Regions from separate parts of the Homo sapiens genome. Here region 2 is linked to region 1. A link is a contact called in ENCODE Hi-C data. All regions are on one chromosome and are shown on one strand. Each heading gives the region's core, a stretch centred on a gene start or an enhancer-like site at or near the end of the contact. The rest is flanking DNA. Distances are from core to core; before and after follow the strand shown.

Evidence for each region. Hi-C counts contacts between places; a loop is a spot of excess contacts on that map. Pooled maps may share reads with other maps.
Region 2: a loop to region 1 is called in a pooled map, with 5 times the contacts of the local background. The contact joins the enhancer-like site here to the promoter of FAH in region 1. A Hi-C loop is called at or near these places in 2 of 37 single-sample maps with no recorded cell type and 11 of 50 pooled maps.

Annotation. Positions count from the first base shown.
Region 1 is chr15:80,151,640-80,154,527 of GRCh38, forward strand. FAH (fumarylacetoacetate hydrolase) reads left to right here and starts at 1,360. Exons shown (of 14, transcript NM_000137.4): 1 at 1,360-1,496. The coding sequence starts at 1,416. RefSeq lists a silencer at 789-1,348.
Region 2 is chr15:81,300,508-81,303,395 of GRCh38, forward strand. IL16 (interleukin 16) reads left to right here. Exons shown (of 19, transcript NM_172217.5): 15 at 837-1,005. Among named protein-coding and RNA genes, the nearest start is that of STARD5, 22 kb to the right of the region's middle. RefSeq lists enhancers at 1,299-1,388, 2,730-2,888. Within about 2 kb of position 1,529, at least 13 of the 41 ENCODE cell types and tissues checked have a DNase peak (open chromatin) inside an H3K27ac peak, as active enhancers do.

The DNA.
Region 1 (2,888 bases), core at 110-2,609:
CACAACGACACACTCTCCGGTGTGTTCCAAGTGTCCTGGCTGTGGCATGGTCTCAAAAAACTGCAGCTGACTGCACATGAGTGATTAGATAACACCTTGAACCCACCCTAAGATAGTCTGCCTTTCCCTTCTTTCCTGTCTTCCTTCTTTTCTTTCTCCCTCTCTCTCTTCTCCTATTTCTCTTTTATCTTTCCTTTCCTTTATCCCCCTCCCCTCCTTTCCTCTTTTTCCCTCCCTTCTCTCTCTTTCCACACACACATAACCTGTATATGCCAGGCACTATTCTAGGTGCTTCACAAATATTAATTCATTCCATTCTTATATCAACTTTGTGAAGTAGGAACTATTATCATCAACATTATACAGAGAAGGAAGCTGAGGTAGAGAAAGTTTAAGTAACTTGTCCAAGGTTGAGCATCTTGTCAACGTCATTTTACTACTGGCATGTGAAACAGGTGAGTTATATTTTTTAGAATATTAATTCTCATTAATTGAAGCCTTCCAAACAGGCCTAACTGTCCCCTTCTCTGACATACAAGTGGAAGTGTCATAGCTGGACGGAGCATCATGGTATGAAGGCAGAAAGGACGCGACTGGGTGTTCTTCTGAAGCTCAGGGAGCAGCTCTTGGGGAGAAAGTGTTTCCAGGAAGCGGACAAGAGTTCTGTTGAGCTGAAGAGCAGGGCAGCAGCCGGGGCGAGCGAGGCTGGAGTCATGCAGGGCAGAGCCTTAAATGCTAAGCTGGGGTTTGCTCTCGGTAGGACCAGCTAGCTGCCCCGAGCGGGGGCTGGAACCAGATCTCCCCCACGTGGACTCGCGGACAGGGCGGGGATCAGGACGGGGGCGGGGCCAGGGGAGGGGCGGGGCTCGGGGAGTGAGGCAAGACTGGAGGGCCTGGGACTCTCGGGTACCCGGGCCAGGGGAGGGGCGGGGCTCAGGGAGGGAGGGAGAGACTGGATGACCTGGGGCTTGCAAGGCGGGGCGAGGGGAGGGGCGGGGCGAGGGGAGGGGCGGGGCTCAGGGAGGGAGGGTGAGACTGTGGAGGACCTGGGGCTCGCGGGGTCGGGGCAAGGGGAGGGGCGGGGCTCAGGGAGGGAGGAGAGACTGGAGGACCTGAGGCCCACGGGGGCGGGGCCAGGGGCGGGGCGGGGCTCTGGAAGGGCGGGCGAGACTGTGGAGGACCTGGAGCTGGCGGGGGTCAGGGTAGGGGGGAGGGGCAGGGCTCGGGGTTCGGGGGCGGGGTGTTCACGGTGAGACCAAAAGTCAGGTAGGAGCCTCCGGGGTCCCTGCTGTGTCACCCGGACAGGCCGTGGGGGCGGGCAGGGGGGCGGGGCCGGGCCTGACCACAGCGGCCGAGTTCAGTCCTGCTCTCCGCACGCCACCTTAGGCCCGCAGCCGTGCCGGGTGCTCTTCAGCATGTCCTTCATCCCGGTGGCCGAGGATTCCGACTTCCCCATCCACAACCTGCCCTACGGCGTCTTCTCGACCAGAGGCGACGTGAGCAGTGGGGCTTTGGCGTCCGGGCGCGGGGAGGGAGTGGAGTGGAGTGGAGTGGAGTGGAGTGGAGTGGAGTGGAATGGAGTGGAATGAGGGGCGGGATGGAGGCTTGTGCCATTTTTCTCTTAAGATTCGTTCCGTGAGAGTGCCTATGGGCTCGAGTCCCGCCTCGTAACTTTCTAGCTGTGCACGTTGTTTAACTTTTCAGCCTCATTGTCCGCAGGTTTGCTGAGAATTAAATGCAAAATGAAATGAATCGTGTCACTCTCCCAGACAAGCAGAGCAAGCAGGATTCTGTTACCGGAAGCTGCAGCACACAGGCATGCTGCCTACTCCGAGGTGGTTGCGGTGTGTTTCTCTCGCCCAAGAGGCCAGGTCAGGGCTGGTGGTTCATCTCGCTGGATAGCCCCTAACCCTAGAACCCGGGAAATGATAACCCGGTATGCGTAGCAGGTCAGAGGGGCACGCGCGTTTCTTGGCTTAGAGTTGTGAGATCTAAGATGGCAAGTGTCTCTGCCTATAGCTGAAATTCTTTCAGCTCCTGGTGTGGGCTCCCTGGCATTCCCCTACTGATCAGAAGAAAGAGGGCAGGGAAACAAACTTTGACTAAGTCAGTGTAGTCTGATTGGTAGAAAGAAGTATTTGAAAACTGGGGGTTTATCAGCAAATAGATAATAAGAGGTTCCCTAGGTTGGAAAAGCAGATTCCCTTGGATTTGTTGATGATATTTTTGGCTTAGATTTCTGCTCCCAACTTTAAAGGTAAACTCCTGATTCATCTCTGTAAGCCATAGAACCCCAGAATCAGGAAATGTTTGCTAAACGAGGGGCCTGGCAGTTGGCTTCTTCTTGGAAAGTGGGGTTCCCTCCTTCCCCCATGGCTTGTCATTGGATGCAAGTGGCTGGCCTTTTGTGGGCCTGTCTGCGGTAAGTGCTTTGGTCTAGAAGAGTCAACTTGTGGTTTCACATCTGGCCGGGCTGACCAGATGTTGCAAGGATACAGAAAGTGGACACTCAATCCCCTGGAGGACACAATCTGAGGCACATTAAATCTTAACTTGTGATGGCCAACAACCTTTCTGCAGACAGAGCCCTCCCTCTGCCCTCCTCAAACACTTTGCCCTCGGCAGATGTGTCCTCCCTCACCTTTCCTGGGAGCACAAATCCATTAGACAGAAACATTTGTGAGAGGCAGGCACACCCCAGTAGGGAGCTCTGACTTGCTTTCTCAGGGGAATCGAATTAATATCCGTTAGAGTGTGGCTAGGTGTTTTCAGACACCATGTCCCGCTGTTTCAACATCAGAATGTGCAGGGCAGCCACTACAGATGTCTGGAAGAGAGAGCCCCATTCCGCTGTCCTCTGATACAGTGCTGGGGGTGGAGAGTTGGCC
Region 2 (2,888 bases), core at 279-2,778, 1.1 Mb after region 1:
TTTCTCATCTTTTTCTTTCTCATCTTTATTTTTAAAAATAATCCTATATATAATTTAAAAAATTCCCAGATATATTGATTAAAGAATTGTTCTGCCTCTTTCTTTCCATGTGTGTGCAGATGTCTGAGTGTGTGTGTGTCTGTCTGTAGGTATTACACCTCTGCCTTTCACATTAAGGAGGAGTTTTCACAACATCTGGCTTCAGGAGGGCTGGGAGGTAGGAGGTGGGACTGGCTCCCTGGTGAATTGCTCATGAGGGCTGACATACGCCTGTGGAGATTTGGAAGGTTGATGCACATCTGAAATGTCCTGCGGTTACTCAGAAAGACCAGAATGAGGCCAGGAAATTATCCATCAGGAATTCTTACTCTCCAAATGGAATCCACTTGTACTCTGCACGTGGGTTCAACTCCCTCGTCAGGGAGTTAGGATGTCTGGGTCCTAGTCTCAGCTTAGGCACTGATTCTGACTATGAGCAGGTTCTTTCCATGCTCACCCTCAGATTCCTTGTCAGTTGAAATTAGGAGATGGATGAGACCTTCTATGCAGAACCAAGAGGATGTCAGACGTGCCATAGGGTCCCTGCTGTAGGGCTGGGGCTTGGTCTTCCCTCTGATCAAAGTAGCTCTGCATTTATTAGTTTTATTTATTATTCTTACACTGCTGGGAAATATCTGTAGAGTGAAGGTATGCTAGTATCTACTCATAGATTTGTTGCATCAAATAATATGCACATAAGTGCTTGGCACCACACCTGGGACATAGTAATTATACAATCACTGTTACCTCTTTTTAATATTGTTGTTCATACTGTGTGTTGTTTCTCCTTATGAAAGCCTTTCAGAGCTGAGAGAATATACAGAGGGTCTCACGGAAGCCAAGGAAGACGATGATGGGGACCACAGTTCCCTTCAGTCTGGTCAGTCCGTTATCTCCCTGCTGAGCTCAGAAGAATTAAAAAAACTCATCGAGGAGGTGAAGGTTCTGGATGAAGCAACATTAAAGGTAGGTTTCCTTTGTAAGCATCTGCAGTAACCAATGGCTTATTATGGCTGTGTGGCCACCTTAGTTGGGCCAGAGGGGAAGTAGCTTGAGTAGCCTGCTCACATCAGACCCAGGTTGCGTCCTGTGATGGTGGGACACTGTAGCACTTGACCACAGTAAGACCTTCCATTTGAAGAGAGCCTTTTAGCTTGTGAACCACTTTCAGTAGATTGACTTCTTGCATCTTCTTTTGTCATTTTATAAATGAGAAAGGTAAGGCTCAATCAAGGTTACAGAACCTGGGTTTTCTGTCTCCAAGTTCAAGTTCAGTGCTGTTTCCACATTCCATGTGCTGCTGTCCTGGCATGTGTCTGTTGTGGGATGCTGTCCATTGTAAACAATGTGGGTTACAAGAGCTCTCACCTGGAGCTTTCATTATTTCCACTGTGCATGGAGAGGTGGCTGATCCCAGGGCTCACAAGTCCCCCACGCTTCAGTCAAGTCATTCTGAAAGTCTCACTTCCCATATGTTTTCTGAGCATGACCCAAAGGGGTGTGGGGAGGAAGTGGCCAGGCTGAGCTGGGGCCAGCAGTCAAATGAGCTCAGGCTCATGGGTCCTGCACCCTCTAGGTGCTGCCCCAGGCCTCCGTAGGCTTTTGGCACTAGAATGATCCAGGCTAGGATGAGAGGATAAGGAGGTTCTCGTTTTCCATACAAGGAGGCCTCATAGCTGCAATTTCCACATCAAGAGTGTAGGTGAGTCTGATGAGCCCAAGGTGCTGCTGTGCTGAGATTCTTTCGCTGTGGCTTTCACTTGTCACCTGGGACCATCATCCCCCAGGATCTTACTCAGTGCAAATGAAATAACAGAGGCAGAGCGTGTAAAACACAAAGAGCCATCCTGCCTGAGCTGCTCTGGGGAGAGTATTTGCTTTCTAACATGAGAAGAGCCTTCTACAAGGCAAGTAACCTGATACTTGGGTAAAAGTTGAGAGAGTTGGGCTAGTGTTGGGGCTTGGAGGTGAGGGTGCAGTGAGGTACATTCATCCTTCCATGCCTTTGGGTCTTAGGGGCTCCAAGTCTTAGGATCATAGGGACAGCTGCAAGTCAGGTGCTCTAGTGACGCTGAGCAAGTGAATTCTTTGACATAAGTTTACTCCTTAGTGCCAAGGTACAAACAGGTGCCCCAAGAACCTGTAGGTGTACTTTATTTGGTCTGCATGGTGATGAAAAAAATATTGAATTCTATACATGATAAAACCTGAATTGAAACCTGGACTTTAGGGAAGTGATCTGGTAGCGCTAGTTCTGTATGCCTACGTAGAGCTGACCCTTTGAGCAGATGTACTCGTTGGCGCTCTGCAGTTCCTATCACACATCTGCCCATTTGGCTCATTTTAGGGACCTGCCTGACTCCTATAGGCATCTGAGTTTGAGACCCCTGCTCTAGACTGGAATAGGAGTCTCTGACTGTGTCCTGGCTCCATGGGAGTCCCCGTCTAGGCTAGGAAGTACCGTAGTAATGTGTGTGTGTGTGTGTGTGTGTGTGTGTCACACTTGCACACTGTGCATTGGGGCAGGATGTTAGCTGGGCTTCCTTAGTGCTGCTGCTGTGACCCATGGAGAAGTAGAAGGGAAGAAGGAGCAACCAATTCCTGCAGAACAGCACTGACCCCTGTTTTGTTTTTTGTTGTTTTTTTTTTTTGTTTTGTTTTACCTGAAGTCCTACAACCTGACTTCATCTCACACTGTCCAATATGCTGATTTCTGGCTGACTTCATGGCACTCCCCCTGCCCGGCTGTGGACAGGGTGAATGAGAGAGGAAAATAATTATGCTTGCTGCTTTACATACATTTTTTTTTTCTTCTAAGCTTCCCATGACTCCTGAAGGTCCATTCTTTA